Linked DNA regions of Homo sapiens: region 1 is linked to region 2. Evidence: chromatin loops called from intact Hi-C (ENCODE). Cell type or tissue: GM12878. All regions are shown on one strand. Links, peaks and the distances in the headings refer to the core of each region. The heading gives the core; the rest is flanking DNA.

What was found. Hi-C counts contacts between places; a loop is a spot of excess contacts. Peaks named below come from ENCODE experiments on the same cell type or tissue, not always from the same donor. Only the 100,000 strongest peaks of a DNase experiment are listed, where the experiment ranks them.
Region 1: a loop joins it to region 2, with 6 times the contacts of the local background. A loop is called at or near these places in 11 of 110 quality-filtered maps.

Annotation. Positions count from the first base shown.
Region 1 is chr4:108,567,685-108,576,167 of GRCh38, forward strand. All of the region lies in intron 1 of RPL34-DT (RPL34 divergent transcript), which reads right to left. Among named protein-coding and RNA genes, the nearest start is that of RPL34-DT, 49 kb to the right of the region's middle. In GM12878, for the core only: a CTCF peak has its summit at 5,034 (motif pointing left); a DNase peak (open chromatin) is centred at 5,007.
Region 2 is chr4:107,753,047-107,761,529 of GRCh38, forward strand. No RefSeq gene overlaps it. Among named protein-coding and RNA genes, the nearest start is that of PAPSS1, 37 kb to the left of the region's middle. In GM12878, for the core only: a CTCF peak has its summit at 5,038 (motif pointing right); no DNase peak of the experiment used is centred there.

The sequences.
Region 1 (8,483 bases), core at 119-8,118, 810 kb after region 2:
CCAGCAAACACTGCTGATTTCCTCCCCCCAGCCATGGACTGCAGGGAAGGTGGGCCTTGCTGCAGCTGCAGAGGGAGAATCTTTATCCGTTTGGATCAGTCATGGTGTTCTCATTCCTCTTGCCATTGACTAGTGGAAGTATGGACACCTGATAGAATTTTGGCCAATTAGATGTGAGAGCAAGCCTTAGGAAGAGGAGGGAAGTATCTGAGAAAAACTTTTCCTCAGATATGGGATAAAGATAGGTAGAAAGAAATGGTCTCTCCTCCCACTGGATATTGCAGCATTTCCATGTGAGACATGGAGTTACTGCAGCCATCTGGCATGCATGAGGGGAGCTAAGCCAAAGCACTGAGAATGACTGAGGATGTACTGATCTGCAGAATTCATCAACCCTGTACACCCTAGTTAGAGAATTCATGCTATATGAGAGAATACAAATATATCTATACATATTTGATTTGGGCTTTTCTGTTATTTGCAACCCTAAGCAGCCTAACAGATATGCAAGAAACCTTGGCTGGGTGCAGTGGCTCACACCTGTAATCCCAGCACTTTGGGAGGCTGAAGCAGGAAGATTTCTTGAGCCCAGGAGTTCAGAACCAGCCTGGGTAACATAGGGAGAGTCTTTTTCCACTAAAAATTTAAAAACTAACCAGGCATGGTGGTACATGCCTGTGGTCCCAGCTACTCAGGAGGCTGAGGTGGGAGGATTGCTTGAGCCTAGGAGGTTGAGGCTGCAGTGAGCTAGGATCATACCACTGCACTCCAGCCTAAGTGGCATAGTGAAAACCTGTCTCAAAAAAGAAAGAAATCCCCCCCACCCCTGTGCAAAGGCCAATATATAATACTTATCCCAATAAAGTATGCATATCACAAATACATAGCTCACAACAATCTAAGTATACTTATATAACGCAGCACTGAAATAAAAATTAAACGTCATTAATATCTGAATAAAAAAGTTAAAACTAAAACCATTTTTTACCGAACAAATTGGCAAAGATGAAAGACTAATCTTTCTCTTGACTTGGATGTAGAAAAGTGTATTCCCATATGCTTTTGGTAAGAGTATAATTTGGCAACATGTATAAAAATATTAAACACAACAAATAAAAAAAACTTTTAAACATGCTTATCTTTTGATCCAAAAATTTCACTTCTAGGAATTTATCTTAAGGAAATAATCAAATGTACAAAGAGGCATGAGAATCTTTATTGCTGGTGTTTCACAGCAAATATTTGAAAATAATCCAAGTTACCTCCACAGAGGATTAAATAAATTTTTATATATCTTTAAAAAGATGAGATTTTCAGGAATTGACATGGAAAGCGGACCATGATACACTCTTCCATAAAATCAGCATGTTGCAAAATAATAAGTGTAGTATGAACCCACCTGTAGTACAGAAGGATATACATTAACTGTTAACAGAGGTCATTTCTGGGGCATAAAAGCATGGACAGTATTTACTTTGTACACCACTGTAGTATGTTACTTTTTGGATCAATAGGCACATGTTACTATTTCCATCACAAGTCACATTGAAAGAGCTGAGAACAAATACTCTGCAGATCTCTGGATAGATCCCCTATCCAACATACCAGTATCTTCTCCGCCCCAACTTCCCTGCCTGCCTTGCATGGGTCAGTGGCTCTCACCAGGTTGTCCATGAGCCTCTAGTAAGATACAGACATGGTTTAGTTAAGACATCGGGTTTCCATAGTAATCACAAAGAATTCACTGTAAAGATTAGAATTGATTATATAAATGGGAACTTTTATGTTTTATAACTTACTGTAAGAGGAATTATTTTTAAATTTCTATAAGGATTCCAACTATATGACATTCTGGAAAAGGCAAAACTATGAAGACAGTAAAAATAACAGTGGTTTTCAGTGGGTAGAGGGAGAGAGATGAATAGGAGGAGCATGGAGAATTTTTAAGACAATAAAACTATTCTGTGTGATACTACAATGATGGATGCATGTCGTTATACATTTCAAAACCCATAGAATGTACAACACCAAGAGTGAAAGTTAATGGAAATTATGAACTTTGGGTGATACCGATATGTCAATGTAGGTTCACTGATGGTAACAAATGTACTTCTATAGTGCAGGATGTTGGGGGAAGCTATGCATGTGTGGGGGCAGAGGGCATGTAAGAACTTTCCATTCTGTTTTGCTGTGAACCTAAAACTGCTCTAAAAACCCTCTGTGGCTAGGTGTGGTGGCTCACACCTGTAATCCCAGCACTTTGGGAGGCCGAGGTGGGCACAAGTCAGGAGTTTGAGACCAGCCTGGCCAACACGATGAAACCCTGTCTCTACTAAAAATATAAAAACTTAGCCGGGCATGGTGGTGCAGGAGAGGCTGCTACTTGGGAGGCTGAGGCAGGAGAATCGCTTGAACCCAGGAGGCACAGGTTGCAGTGAGCCAAGATCGCGCCACTGCACTACAGCCTGGGCAACAGACCAAGACTCTGTCTCAAAAAAAAAAAATAGGGTCTATTTTTTAAAAACTCCTATAAGCATAGAAATGTTCTTAGGACATGGGGTCTTTTATCTCTCTCACGTGAGAAAAATTGGTTAGTATGAGCTAAAACTGGACAGGTTCAAACTACTGGCTTATAGCATGTTTCTGAATGCCCGATGACCTTAGCAGCCTATACAACACCTCATCCTCTCGTACCTAGAACATTGTTCTTCCCAAAGATGTTTCCTACTTAGAGTTAAGTTTTTACCCAAAGCATCAGAGGAATAGACAAAATCAAATAGAAACAGTTTCAATCACTTGCAGTGTTTAAAATATTTATAATCCTTGCTATAGCCAAAGGCAGCCGGGCTAATTATTTACCAAGCAAGTGGAAATGATGTCCCGGGGGAGATGGCAGAACTGATACATCAATTGGCAGAAAGTCTAGTAGTTAGTAGGAGTTCAGGGAGTCTCAGGAGCATCTTGAAATGGCTCTGTTTTAGCCTCACATAAGAACTGGACCATCATGCTACAAATGACACATTTGCTACTCAAAAGATCAAAGGGTACCAGGAGGGCTTCTGTAGCTTGTCCTCAAGTTGATTTTCTGAGCATCTCTAATGAGCTGCAGTGAGAAAAATCTATGCTGTCTGGGGCTAGAAGGTCCCAAAATAGAAAGATTCTCTAAATTCCTGTAGAGAAATTTAATGGAGGTGAGAGATTATTGGGGCTCCACAAGGGCTTCGAATTTCTCAACTGAAAAGCTTTTTATTGCAAATGACAGGATTTTATGAGTTTTGCTAATTAGAAGACCAATTAAGCCTTACTTTAATTTTTTTCAAACAACACAGTAACATCTGGACTTCAAATTGGAACTCCCTCTCACTTCTCAAACATGACAGTTAATGGTTTAATTATATTCCAGAATTTTTCTATGTATATACATATGTACATGCTGGTATAGGCTACGTATTTAAATATCACATTACAATGCTGTTGCTCATTCCTAGCTCTGCTTGAAATGTCCACTGAATGACAGAAGTTTAGAGATTTGGTGCAAAGACCAACAGCCAGAACTCGGGTTGCCCAATGAGCTACTGTCGAGTGTTTACGTTCCTGATTTCCACCTCACATCAGTAATGACAACACTTCCTAAACACCACCAGCTGTATTTTCCAAGTTTGAAAACTCTAACCTATGTGCACTTTGCAAGTCAGAAACCTAGAGGTCATCCACCCCCTCCCTCACCACCATGTTTGATCCACAATAAAGTTCAGCCAATTTTATCTCCCTCTTTATTCATGTCTCTTCATTTTCATGATCACCATGGTGGTCCAAGCCACCACATTCTGCCACTCTCCCATCTGAACTGTGGCAGTAGCCTCCTCATGATCATGCCCTCTTCTAATCCATTCTCCACAAAATAGCTAGAGAAATCTTTTTTAAAAAATAAATCTATCCATATCACCACTTATCAAGAACTTTGCCTGGCACAGACAACAAAATCCAAACTCCATGCCACTGCCTTAAGTCCCTGTATGATATGACTCTGCCCCCCGTCCAGCCTCAGCCACTCACTCTCATTTCCCAGGCTCTAGTCACTCTGGCTTTCTACTCCTGGAGTGCCCATGTTCCCTCCTGGCTCAGACGTGTGGACCCTGTTGTTCTCTGTGGCTGGAGTATTTTTCCTCCACCCTCCCTACTTTGCCTAGTTAGCACCTATTCAGTTTTCAGATTTCAACTCAAACACCACTTTGTCAAGATAATTTTTGATGGTATGCCTGTGTGACTGTTTCATTAATGTCTCTGTTGCCCACTATACTGTAGGCTGCATGCAGGTGGTTCTGTTTTAGTACCTGGTTTCCCCAGAAACTAACAATGTGCCTGCCATATGGCAGGAATTGGAATGTGAATTGCTAACAATTAAAGGACTGGTGCACGTAAAGCTGTTGGATCTTCTGGTTTAAAAAAAAAAAAAAAAAAAGCAGGAGTAGAAACTTCTTCTCAACTTCAGAGACTACCCATATACAAAAGCCCAGCTTCAGGCTGTGCTCTGTTCAGCTTGGCTTTGCCTGGATGGGCAGAAATGACAGTACACATGTGGACAGAGGTACTGATTCTCCCTTTTCAAGATGGAAAGACGGCCAGGCACAGTAGCTCATGCCTGTAATCCCAACACTGTGGATGGCTGAGGCGGGCAGATCACTTGAGGTCAGGAGTTCAAGACCAGCCTGGGCAACATGGTGAAACCCCATCTCTACTAAAAATACAAAAATTAGCTGGGTGTGGTGGCGGGTGCCTGTAATCCCAGCTACTCAGGAAGCTGAGGCAGGAGAATCGCTTGCACCCAGGTGGTGGAGGTTTCGGTGAGCCAAGATCACGCCACTGCACTCCAACCTGAGTGACAGAGGGAGACTCCGTCTCAAAACAAACAAACAAAAAAAAAGATGGAAAGATGACTTTTCAAAGGTTTATTTTCAAAAAAATATGTACTGGCGAATTGAGTTGGAGAAACAAACCAGTCATCAGTAATTACTTTTCCATCCTTTGGCGCCCTCTATTGACAATAAACTCAATTGCGGTAAAATTATACCAACACCTTCTACAGCTAGGAAATCTATGAGGTGGGTTCTTCTTCAAACAGATTCACGGTGAATTCAGTCTTTGGGAAAATCTGACTCCTCTTTCATCAAAAACATGGGTTCGTGTGTCTAAATTTTGTGTGTGTGTGTGTGTGTGTGTGTGTGTGCGTGTGTGTGTGTGTGTTGAGACGGAGTCTCGCTCTATCGCCAGGCTGGAGTGCAGTGGCGCGATCTCGGTTCACTGCAACCTCCACCTCCCAGGTTCAATTGATTCTCCTGCCTCAGCCTCCCGAGTAGCTGGGACCTAAACTTTTTTTGCCACATTTTTAGGCAACTGTATCTGGCCAATGTTAGAACTCAGAGCAAAATTATGGTAAAATATCTTTGTCTCAACTCTCAGCAAGAATCATCCTTAGGCTGCCTGTATGGGAAATACACTCCACACAGAGCTGCCAGATTGTCTTTTATTTTTCTCACCTGGACAAAATATTAGATCTATACTAGAAACAAGGACGAAGCAAATATTTAAATACAATATGTACTTTAATATTTTTTCCAAATGATTTAGTTTCAAAATAAATAATGTTAGTCCTTTTCCAAACACATGGAAAATGGATAAATCAGTAAAAAAGAATAGAAGAGGCTGGGCGCGGTGGCTCACTCTTGTAATCCCAGTACTTTGGGAGGCCGAGGCAGGCGGATCACTTGAAGTCAAGGAGTTTGAGACCAGCCTGGGCCAAAAGGTGAAAGCCCATGTCTACTAAAAATACAAAAATTAGCCAGGTGTGGTGGTGGGCACCTGTAATCCCAGCTACTTGGGAGGCTGAGACAGGAGAATCGCTTGAACTCAGAAGGTGGAGGTTGCAGTGAGCCGAGATGGCGCCACTGCACTCCAGCCTGGGTGACAGAGCAAGACACCGTCTCAAGAAAAAAAAAAAAAGGACAGAAGAATGGATGAATCAGACAGCACAGGTTAAGCACAATGCCCAGTCTATAGCAGCTTCTGGTAAATGCTAGTTCCAGTGTCACCTCCATTCTGGCTCTGCCACCAACTAATTGACCTTGAAAAGTCATTAAACTCTCTGGACCTCACTTTCTTCATCCGTAAAATGAAAGTGTTGAATTATGTGATCTCTGAGAGCCCTTCTCATCTGTAATTCTATATTTCTAAACCCACCCCCTATATCCTTTGGTTTCCCACCACACCACAGTTTCCAGAAAGGAAAGCAGAAACTCTCCATTGATTCCTACACTGTCAATTATGTTCTATGATCATCAACTCTGTATAAAGACGTGAGGACACACAGATGAATATGTTACTGTCCCTGACCTCTGGAAGCACATAGCTAAATGGTGTAATTCACTATAACACGTATAGGAAGAGCTATGTTTGAGTTACGAACAAATGCTGTGGTAACACATTGGACAGTACTATCACAGAGTTCATAAAATGATTGTTTTAATTTAGCAAATTCGATCAAAAATCAATTGAGTCGTGTGCTTGGCATTACCCCAACGATATAAGTAATAAGTTGGATTTTTCTCTTTTTGACCCTATGCTCTAGGTTTCACTTGGGTATAGCCTAAATATCTAAGAAGAAATGAAAATGGTGCTAAAACTCATCCCTCCTTTTCGGAAGCATGGCTTTATTAGAAAAATCAGCTGTAGAAGTTGTGTCTTGATCTACTTACTGTGGACTTTCCTGAGAACAGCAAGTCCTCTTGCCAACATTTGCCATGCAGATACCAGACTGTGAGTTGAAAGTCTGTACAAAGCAATTTCCAGTGGAAGCAAAGCCATCAGATCCCCTGCAGGCATAGTCAGCAGTATCTCTTTCAACTCACCCGGTCTCAGTGCTGCCCATGGTCCACAAAATAATTCATTTCCACCTCAGCTGCTGAGACCTAAAATTCCCCTATTCTACTTCAACTCTTTGCAAATTGGAACTCATGCTGGTTCCATTTGCTAATGGTGACCACGGCCAGTCCCTCCAAATTCCTGTGTTGACGGACAAAGGCATAACTAAATTTTACCAAACCCTGGAGCTGTTTAGTGTTTTAGGACTCTGAAGCATTTATTTCTGTCCCACATAGAAGCTATTCTCTGCTATGAAATAGAAAGATTTCTTAAAAGAAAGCGTTTGATGACCTAGTTGGTGAAAACAGAAATGATTAAAACTTAGGCAAATAATCCACATATTGCTATTACCTTAATGATTAAAACATGCAGCTCATTAATTTAACCTGACAGTGGGCCCTTTTGTGGGTAGACAACTCATACGTAATGTCTTACTGCAGCTGAAGAGACTTGTCCCATGCCAAGCCTGGCTCCCCATTTCTTTTATTACTGAGAAGGCATTGGTACAATCCAAAATGATTAAAGCAATAGAGATTGAATTGCAGACAAAGAACATCAGACTGGATCAGGAATGGGAAAATAAAACTCCAAACAAGAATGAGACTCAAGGGACTAATGATCAAAGCATTCAAGTTTCCCTTTTTAAAAAAAAAAAAAAAAAGCTGGAATATTCAACTTTCTACTTTATGACACCTCAGAAAAAAAGTTTACATCATCTATTAATACAGTAATGCTTTTTATCTGGGAGGAGTTCTTCCAGGATTCCTAAAAGAGAACCCTTTATATATATATATATGAAATCTTCCAGGATGCCTAAAAGAGATTTTAGGATTTTAGGAATCTTCCAGGATTCCTAAAAGAGAACACTTTATATATATATATATGTATATAACATATATACACATATATGTTATATATTTATATATATGTTTTATACATATATATATATAGAGAGAGAGAGAGAGAGAGAGAGTACAAAATATGTCAGAGGTGTAAGAAAACTAATGAAACAAAGTTCCTGGATCCAATTCTCCTTGTCCATAGCTACTCCTTGTATGAAACTGGAGAAACTCTTGAACTTCTTTATTGGTAATGATTATTAGTGGAATGGCATCTAACCCATTTAATTATGAATCACAAGAGATCAGCAAAATTTACATGACACAAAAATTACAGAAAAATAAAAGAAAAAATCTTCAAGATTTACTGCCTCCATATGCCTCCATATACCTAACCCATGAAAAAGGAAATTTTCTCATTATAATTATTTCTTTGCACAAAACAAAAGCAAATAATTCAAACCTCCTTATCATTCAAAAAGCAAAGAGTATTTTCTATTGCTAATAGTCAACATTTTAAATACCCATCTTAGGCTGGGTGCGGTGGCTCATGCCTGTGATCCCAGCACTTTAGGAGGCCAAGGCAGACGGATCACTTGAGAACAGGAGTTCGAGACCAGCCTGGGCAACATGGTGAAAACTCATCTCTACTAAAAATACAAAAATTAGCCGGTCATGGTAGTGTGCATCTGTAGTCCCAGCTACTCCAGAGGCTGAGGCAGAAGA
Region 2 (8,483 bases), core at 97-8,096:
TTTATAGGCATAAAGAACTGAAAAGTTTAGATGTAGTACAAACTTCTAACACAGCTGGTTTGAATGCTCAGAAGACATGAGGATTGTTTCTATGAATCCCTCAGCTCTCCGTCCATCTGTGTCAGCTTTACTCTGGAAAAAGTTTTTAATGAGGAATATCAGTTTGGCCCGCAGCTGTTCCAGGCTGCCATCCTAGACTAAAAACTTCAGCAGAAAGACAGGAACCAGAGAGATGCAGGTCTGTCATGCTAGGAGGTGTCCAGGGACTGCATCTTATCTTTCTGTCCTTGACAATAAACCCACCTATTCTAGAACTTATCACAAGGCTGGGGTGAGGGCAGTGTATGGAATGTTCTGACTGGCCAGACTAAGCCACAGGTCTTCTGGAACTTGGGGAGGGGCTGCACAGTAGGAGATGTTATTCCCACACAAATGATAAGAAAAGATGGAAAATGGAATAATTCACTAAGGAAAGTTGGAAGTTCTTCTACCAATATTGGGAGGGATAAATACTTGACAAATAGCACCTTCATATTAACCTGCTTAATTTCTTTCTTAGAAGGGTATACAATAGGATGGGGTGGGAAGATTCAGTTATTTGTACTTGATAGTTATTTGAATTCTAGAGAAGGGAGAGTTTATTCAGTTAAAAAAAAAGTAGATTCAAGAAAAGTTTAAGGACTGTGGAAAAGATAACTAGCTCTCAGGGACAGTAGCAAAGAGCAACTGGCCAAAAAATCATACTACTGAAGTTTTACAGTTGATTTCCTTTGCCTTTTCTGACCTAGCATCACCTTTTGAGCACCCTTTCCACATCTAGGCAACTTTCTGCCTTTTAATCCACCTCCACATGGTAGAAGCCAGAAAGCTCACTTTGCCACACTCACTTGCGGCGAAGCTACAGGCATATAACCTAGGCTACCCCAATCACACACACCCATGTGAGACATCATCCCAGAAATGAGCTACATGGCAAGGCAGGAGCTGAAGGAAATCCACATTTTGGCATAGGTAGCTGCTGAGATGTCATCTCTCAAGGTCAGAATGACAGAATTCCTGATGTTTCATATCCAGAGTGAGTGGTGTATGCTTTAGTGTCCAGTTGCATCAGAGCCTTTACTGCCACAATCTCACAATGTGGTTAGAGCATTGTTTCTGACTGCATAGCCTCCAAACCCAACTCTTTAACCCTCCAAAGACTCTCTGAGCTATCTAATATTCCTTAAGAAATATCCTTTTTCTGCTTAAACTAGCAAGAATCTTAATTTGTAAACAAAGACCCTAATTGAAACAGTGACTGTATCAAATTTCTAGGGCTGCCATTACAAACTACCACAGAGTAAGTGGCTTAAACAACAGAAATTTATTTTCTCATAGGTATGGAGGCTAGAAGTTAGAGATCAAGGAGTCTTCAGGGTTGGTTTCTTCTGAGGCCCCTCTCCTTGTCCAGGTGGCCATGTTCTCCCTGTGTCCTCACATGGTTTTCCCTCTGCAGCCATCTGTGTCCAAATTTCCACTTCTTATAGGGACGCTAGTCATATTGGATTAGGACTCACTCTAATTACCTCTTTAAAAACGCTGTCTCCAAATACAGTCACATTTTGAGGTACTGGAGGATTAAGACTTCAACATATAAATCTGGCAGAGACACAGATCAGCTTGTAACAGTGACCATAACTGTACCAGAGATAACAAAGAGGACCAAGATTTGCAGAGAAGAAATTTACCGTTGCTATCAAAGAAGTTAATGTACATACTCTACAAATGAAAGAGGAGTATTAAAATATTTATATTGGAAAGACAAATTTATGTACTGAAATTTACCACAAGTATAGCATGGTGTAAAAGAGAAAACTGAGCAATCGTTAGATGAGTTTACCAGTGCAGACACTAGATCCTAATAATAAAATTGGGTCAAAATTATTTGGATAGTTGACTAAACTTTATATTGAATGTTATACAGTGACCCCAACCTAAATTCTGTACTTACTGTAGGAATAAGTATAGCCCTCCTAGATTAAGAACACGGACATTGGACAGTCTCTTGGTTTACACAAATCACAGTTTTGCCACTTACCAGCTTTGCAAGTTTTCTGTACCTCAATTTTCTCATTTGTAAAATGGGAGTAATTAACGGCATAATTTTAAAAGTCAAATATGCATTATATGCAAAACATTTATAATACCTGGCTGATAATGGTTTGGATTTGTGTCCCCACCCAAATCTCATGTTGAATTGTAATCCCCAATGTTGGAAGAGAGTCCTGGTAGGAGGTGATTGGATCATGGGGGAGGATTTCCCCCTTGCTGTTCTCATGATAGTGAGCGAGTTCTCACAATATCTGGTTGTTTAAAGGTGTGTAGCACCTCCCCCTTCACTCTCTTCCTCCTGCTCTGGCCATGTAAGATATGCCTCCTTCCTCATCACCTTCCGTCATGATTGTAAGTTTCCTGAGGCCTCCCTAGCCATGATCACTGTACAGCCTGTGGAACCATAAGCCAAATAAACCTCCTTTTTTTTTTTTTTTAAATAAATTACCCAGTCTCAGGAAGTTCTTTATAGCAATGAGAGAATGGACTAATACAGAAAATTGGTACTGGGAGTTGGGCATTGCTATAAAGATACCTCAAAATGTGGAAGTAGCTGTGGAACTTTTTAATGGGCAGAGGTTGGAACAGTTTGAAGAGCAAAGAAGAAGACAGGAAGATGAGGGAAGGTTTGGAACTTCCTAGAGACCTGTTAAAAATGCTGGTAGTGATATAAACAATGAAGTCCAGGCTGTGGTGGTCTCAGCTGGAAATGAAGAACTTATTGGGAACTGGAGCAAAGGTCACTCTTGCTATGCTTTAGCAGAGAGACTGGTGGCATTGTGCCGCTGCTCTAGGAATCTGTGGAACTTTGAACTTGAGAAAGATGATTTAGGGTTTCTGGCAGAAGAAATTTCTAATCAGCAAAGCATTCGAGATGTGGTTTGGCTGCTTCTAACAGAATGGGCTCATATATGTGAGCAAAGAGATTATCTGAAACTGAAACTTATATTTAAAAGGAAGAAGAGCGTAAGAGTCTGGAAAATTTGCAGCCTGACCATGTGCTAGAAAAGAAAAAAAAAATTTGTTTGCGGGGGAAATTCATGCCAGCTGCAGAAATTTGCATAAGTAAGGAGGAGCTGAATGTTAATAGTCAAGACAATGGGGAAAATGCCTCAAAGGCATTTCAGAGAACTTCAAGGCAGCCCCTCCCAATACAAGTCCAGAGGCCTAGGAGGGAAGAGTGATTTTGTGGGCCAGGCCCAGGACTCCATTACTCTGTGCAGCCTGAGGACTCTGCTTCTTGTATCCCCACTGCTTCAACTCTAGCCATGGCTAAAAGGGCCCCAGATATGTCTAAGGCTGCTGCTCCAGAGGGTGCAAGCCTTAAGCCTTGGCTTCCACGTGGTGTTAAGCCTGTGGTACACAGAGGGCAAGAGTTGAGGCTTAGCAGCCTCCACCTAGATTTCAGAAGATGTATGGAAACACCCGGATGTTCAGGCAGAAGTTCAGCTGCAAAGGCAGAGCCCTCGTGGAGAACCTCTACTGGGGCAGTACAGAGAGGAAATGTGGGATTTGAGCCCTCACACAGAGTCCCCACTGGGCCACTCCCTAGTGGAGCTGTGAGAAGAGGGCCACTGTCCTCCAGACCCCAAAATGGTATATCCACCAATAGCTTGCACCATGCACCTGGAAAAGCCACTGGCACTCAACGCCAGTCCATAAAACCAGCTGAGGGAGCTGTACCCTGCACAGCTACAGGGGTAGAGCTGCCTAAGGCCTTGGGAGCCCACCCTTTGCATTAGTGTGGCCTGCATGTGCAACATGGACTCAAAGGGGATTATTTTGGACCTTTGAGATATAATTACAGCCCTGCTGGGTTTCAGACTTACATGGGGCCTGTAGCCACTTTGTTTTGGCTGATTTCCCCTTTTTGGAATGGGTGTATTTACCCAATACCTGTATCCCCATTGTATCTTGGAAGTAACTAACTTGTTTTTTATTTTACAGGCTCATAGGTGGAAGGGGCTTGCCTTGTCTTGGATGAGACTTCAGACTGTGGGCTTCTGAGTTAATGCTGAAATGAGTTAAGATTTGGGGACTGTTGAGAAGGGATGATTATATTTTGCAATGAGAAAGACAATATTGGGAGGAGCCAGGGGCAGAATGATATGGTTTGGCTCTGTCACTACCCAAATCTCATGTCAAATTGCAATTCCCATGTGTCAGGGGAGGGGCCTGGTGGGAAGAGATTGGATCATGGGGGCAGATTTTCCCTTATTGTTCTTGTGATAGTGAGTGAGATCTCTCACGATATCTGCTTGTTTAAAAGCGTGTAGCTCTTCCCCCTTTGCTCTCTTCCTCCTGCTCTGGCAATGTAGGACATGCCTGCTTCCTTTTCGCTTTCCTCCATGATTCTAAGTTTCGTAAGGCCTCTCTAGCCATGCTTCCTGTACACTCTGTGCAACTGTGAGCCAATTAAACCTCTTTGCTTTATAAATTACCTAGTCTCAGGAAGTTCTTTATAGCAATGCAAGAATGGACTAATACATGGGCATTCACTAAACACTCAACAAATCGTGGTTATTACTACCTAAAACAAACTAAATTCCTTCAGAAGTTGTAAACATCCAATATATTTTATTCTTTTTAATTTCCCATCCAATACATTTCCATGACTAATTGCAGTATTTTCCTACCATTTCAAAGATTTTTCTCCCAACCTTCCCCTCATGTTCTTTATTTACCCTAAATGATCCTGGGCATTTGCTACTTTCTCATTCTAGTGCTTTCCTCATTCACAGCTGTCTTCACATGTATAGATACATAATCATTAGTAACCTCTTCCTTTCTTCCCTAAATTTTTAAAACTCTCCTCAGTTACCTCAGGAAATTCCTTCTTGATCTCTGGTTCCAATTTTAAAGAGTCAAGATCCAGTTATATTTTGAAGTAACCTTTTTATATTACACGAATTTTATGGGAATAATTCTAAAGGTGAACACTAGATGGCAACATTTTTAAATTTTGCTGTTCTAAAATCTAGTCTGATAGATGGCAAATGCTGAGAGCCTCCAAATAGGAGTATATAGTTCTTTAGTTTCTTAAACATTTTTTCCTTCTAGTTTTTAAACATCAGATAAGCTTTTAGATCTCTCCATAAAGGAACTGTATGGTGTTTAATTCTTAAAAATAAAGCATTTCTTTTTTATATCTTATATAATCCCTTTTTATATCTTATATAATCGTTCTAAAATATTTTCTAATTTTATTTTTTCCTTAAAATAACAAATCTAAGCTGTATCTATTTATTAATTGTGCCATATTCTGTTTAAGGTATTTTCAGTAGTTTAGTTCTTTGAAATAATAAGCTTTTATTTAATTTTACAGAGAGCTAGAGATGATATTTTATATAATATATATAACAGAGGTATACATACTTTTTCCTTTCCTCATGTGTTTTCTTATGGAAATTTGAGCTCAGAGACTAAAAATAACAGGTGAGAATTTCCTGTCATGAGGATGAGGAAGAGTAGGGGTGTAGTTTCTACGAAAAAGTAATTGTTTTGCAAATCTTCTAATTTTCCTTAGGAAGTGAAAATGTGAACTGGGATTTCATTCCTGGTAAAAATGTAAAATTCTTTAAATAAAAATATACCTTATTATAAAAATATATTTTACACTAAGGAGCTTTTAATACAAAACATCACTTAGGACTCCAAGACCAAAATGGACAAAGAATAGGAACGATAAAGAAGACATGCAAAAAGCTAATTACCACATGAAAAGGTTAAAAATCACTAGCAGTTTTACAAAGCAAGAATCAAATGCTCTTTTGCCTTTAAGTTTAGCAAAAATAAAAACAATGTTTGCTGTCTTCCCCTCCCCATTATCAGACTGAATATTCAAAATATTGTAGTAACAGCCTGAGTTCAAATCCCAGCTCAGAATTCTACCTATCTATCTGGACTTGGTCCAATTTTTTTACTTCTCTCCACTACAGTTTCCTAATCTGTAAAACAGGACTAGTTAGCAAAATGAGGATTAAATATGTTAATCCATGTAAAGTTTAAAAAAGGGTACCTGGGCTGGGCATGGTGGCTCACGCCTGTAATCCTAGCACTTTGGGAGGCCGAGGTGGGCATATCACAAGGTCAAGAGATCGAGACCATCACGGCCAACATGGTGAAACCCTGTCTCCACTAAAAAATACAAAAATTAGCTGGGTGTGGTGGTTGGCACCTGTAATCCCAGCTACTTGGGAGGCTGAGGCAGGAGAATCACTTGAACCTGGGAGGTGGAGGTTGCAGTGAGCCAAGATTGCGCCACTGCACTCCAGCGACAGAGCGAGACTCCGTCTTAAAAAAAGAAAAAGTACCTGGTTGGCATGATGATATTTTGAATACACTGAGTTAAAGAGAATATATTATTAATTTTGTAAGAATACCTGGCATATATGTGTTTACCTAATATATGTACCAGTTATATTAGCATTGTATAAATATTACATAGTATAAATATTATAATTTTATTCCAGTGGTGGATTGGGTATAGAATGTTTAAAAAAATAAACAACAGAACTATAAAGATAAGTAGACAAAAAAGGCTACAGAAATATTATTAGAAAAAGAAACAGAAGGATCTTCTAGAAATGTAACTGTTTAATTTTTTAATCAATAAACAGATTAAACAGGTTTTAAAGGTATTTAGAAATAAACTGAGCATCAATAATATTCACAATCATAAATAAACTTAACTCACTATTAAATGGTTGATTGTCCAGTTGTATTTAAAAAATCCAGCTAAATACTGTTTAGAATACGGGGACATAAAACATAAGGACATAGTAAAAAGTTAGTAAAAAGATATACCTGACAGATATTAACCAAAAGAAATCTTGATGGAATATTAGTATTGAAACAAGTTTATGACCAAAAATATAAAAACAAAAACAAATCACCCCAAAACATTATTAAGGAAAACTAAGTTCACCAAGAAGCTTTAATGATTTCAGTTTTGTATGTGCTTGATAAAAGAGCCTTAAAAATATAAAGCAATAATTGATAGAATTACAGGAAGAAATGGACAACTCTACCATATAATGGAAGATTTCAATATTCATTCACTCATCTTATTCAACAACTATTTTTGAGTGTCTGCAGGCTAGGGACTCTTCTACTCACTGGGAAGAAAACATAAAAATCCTTACCTTTTTGAAGCCTAGATTATAATGGAAGGAGAGAGAAAATATATACAAATACTTAAATATAGTATAACCTTATGGAAATATATCCAGGATAACATAAATTCTAAAACTATAAAATGGATGTTTCGCTCCCATCCACCACTCTATCCTACATGTAGAACAGATAGGGAGGAGGAATATTGCTTTTGTTCTGAGGTTGGGGGATGGAATAGGGTACATAATAGATAGGGCAGCCAGGCAGCAAACTAGCACAAAATCCACAGGAGAAGTGGAGTTCGAATCCCGCTTGCTCAGTAATTGCCCCATTCAATATTCCCAAACTGGGCCAACAAAATTTGCACTATCTAGCTAGGAATTTCCTGGAATCATTACTGCTTTCCTGACGTCCAGTCAACTACAGGCCCGGAATCAATCCCGTCAATATTTAGGTTGGAGTGGACAATCACCGCCGGGTGGTGCCAAACTGCTAGGACCAGGATTGATTCGCATAGTGAAGCAATATCTCCAGGACTGTGCACTCTCCTACTCATTTTATTAATTTCCCGCTGAAAAACAAGAAAAATAAATCAAAGATGAAAGGTTGGAAAGGAAGACAAAGGACTTCATTATTTTACAAATGATACAATAGTGTATACAAAAATTCCAAAGACAACCTACTAGAAGCAGTAAGTTTACCATATCATTGCTATGCAAAATTCAGCTGCATTTCTATAAAAATCTAACAAGTACTCAGTAAACATTTCTAGAGCATAACAAGCACAAAGAAAATTTAATGTAAAAAGAGATTCCATTTAAATAGCTCAAAAATAGAATACCTAAAATTAATTTAATGAATAATAATAAAGCCTGTACAGAAACGTTATGAAACGTTATTAAAATACACTCAGATCTAAATAGGCTGTGTTCATGGAAAGGAAAACTCAATTTTTTTCAAAGTCAGTTGTCCTCAAATTGATCAAGAGAGCTAATATAATCACAATCAAAATATCAATAGAAATTTTGTGAAACATGACAATTTCAACATAATTCTGAAATTTATGGAAAAGCAAGAATATCCATGGCATGCCTCAATTAAAAATGGAAACTTGGCCAACAAGATATCGAAACTAATGATGAAGCCATAATAATTCAGATAGTATTTTGGCATAGGGAAAAGCCAAATGACCAACTGAACGAAAGAGAGAACCCAGAAAGACCAAAGAATATATGGAAACTTGATATATAACAGATGGCAATGGTGATCAATGAGAA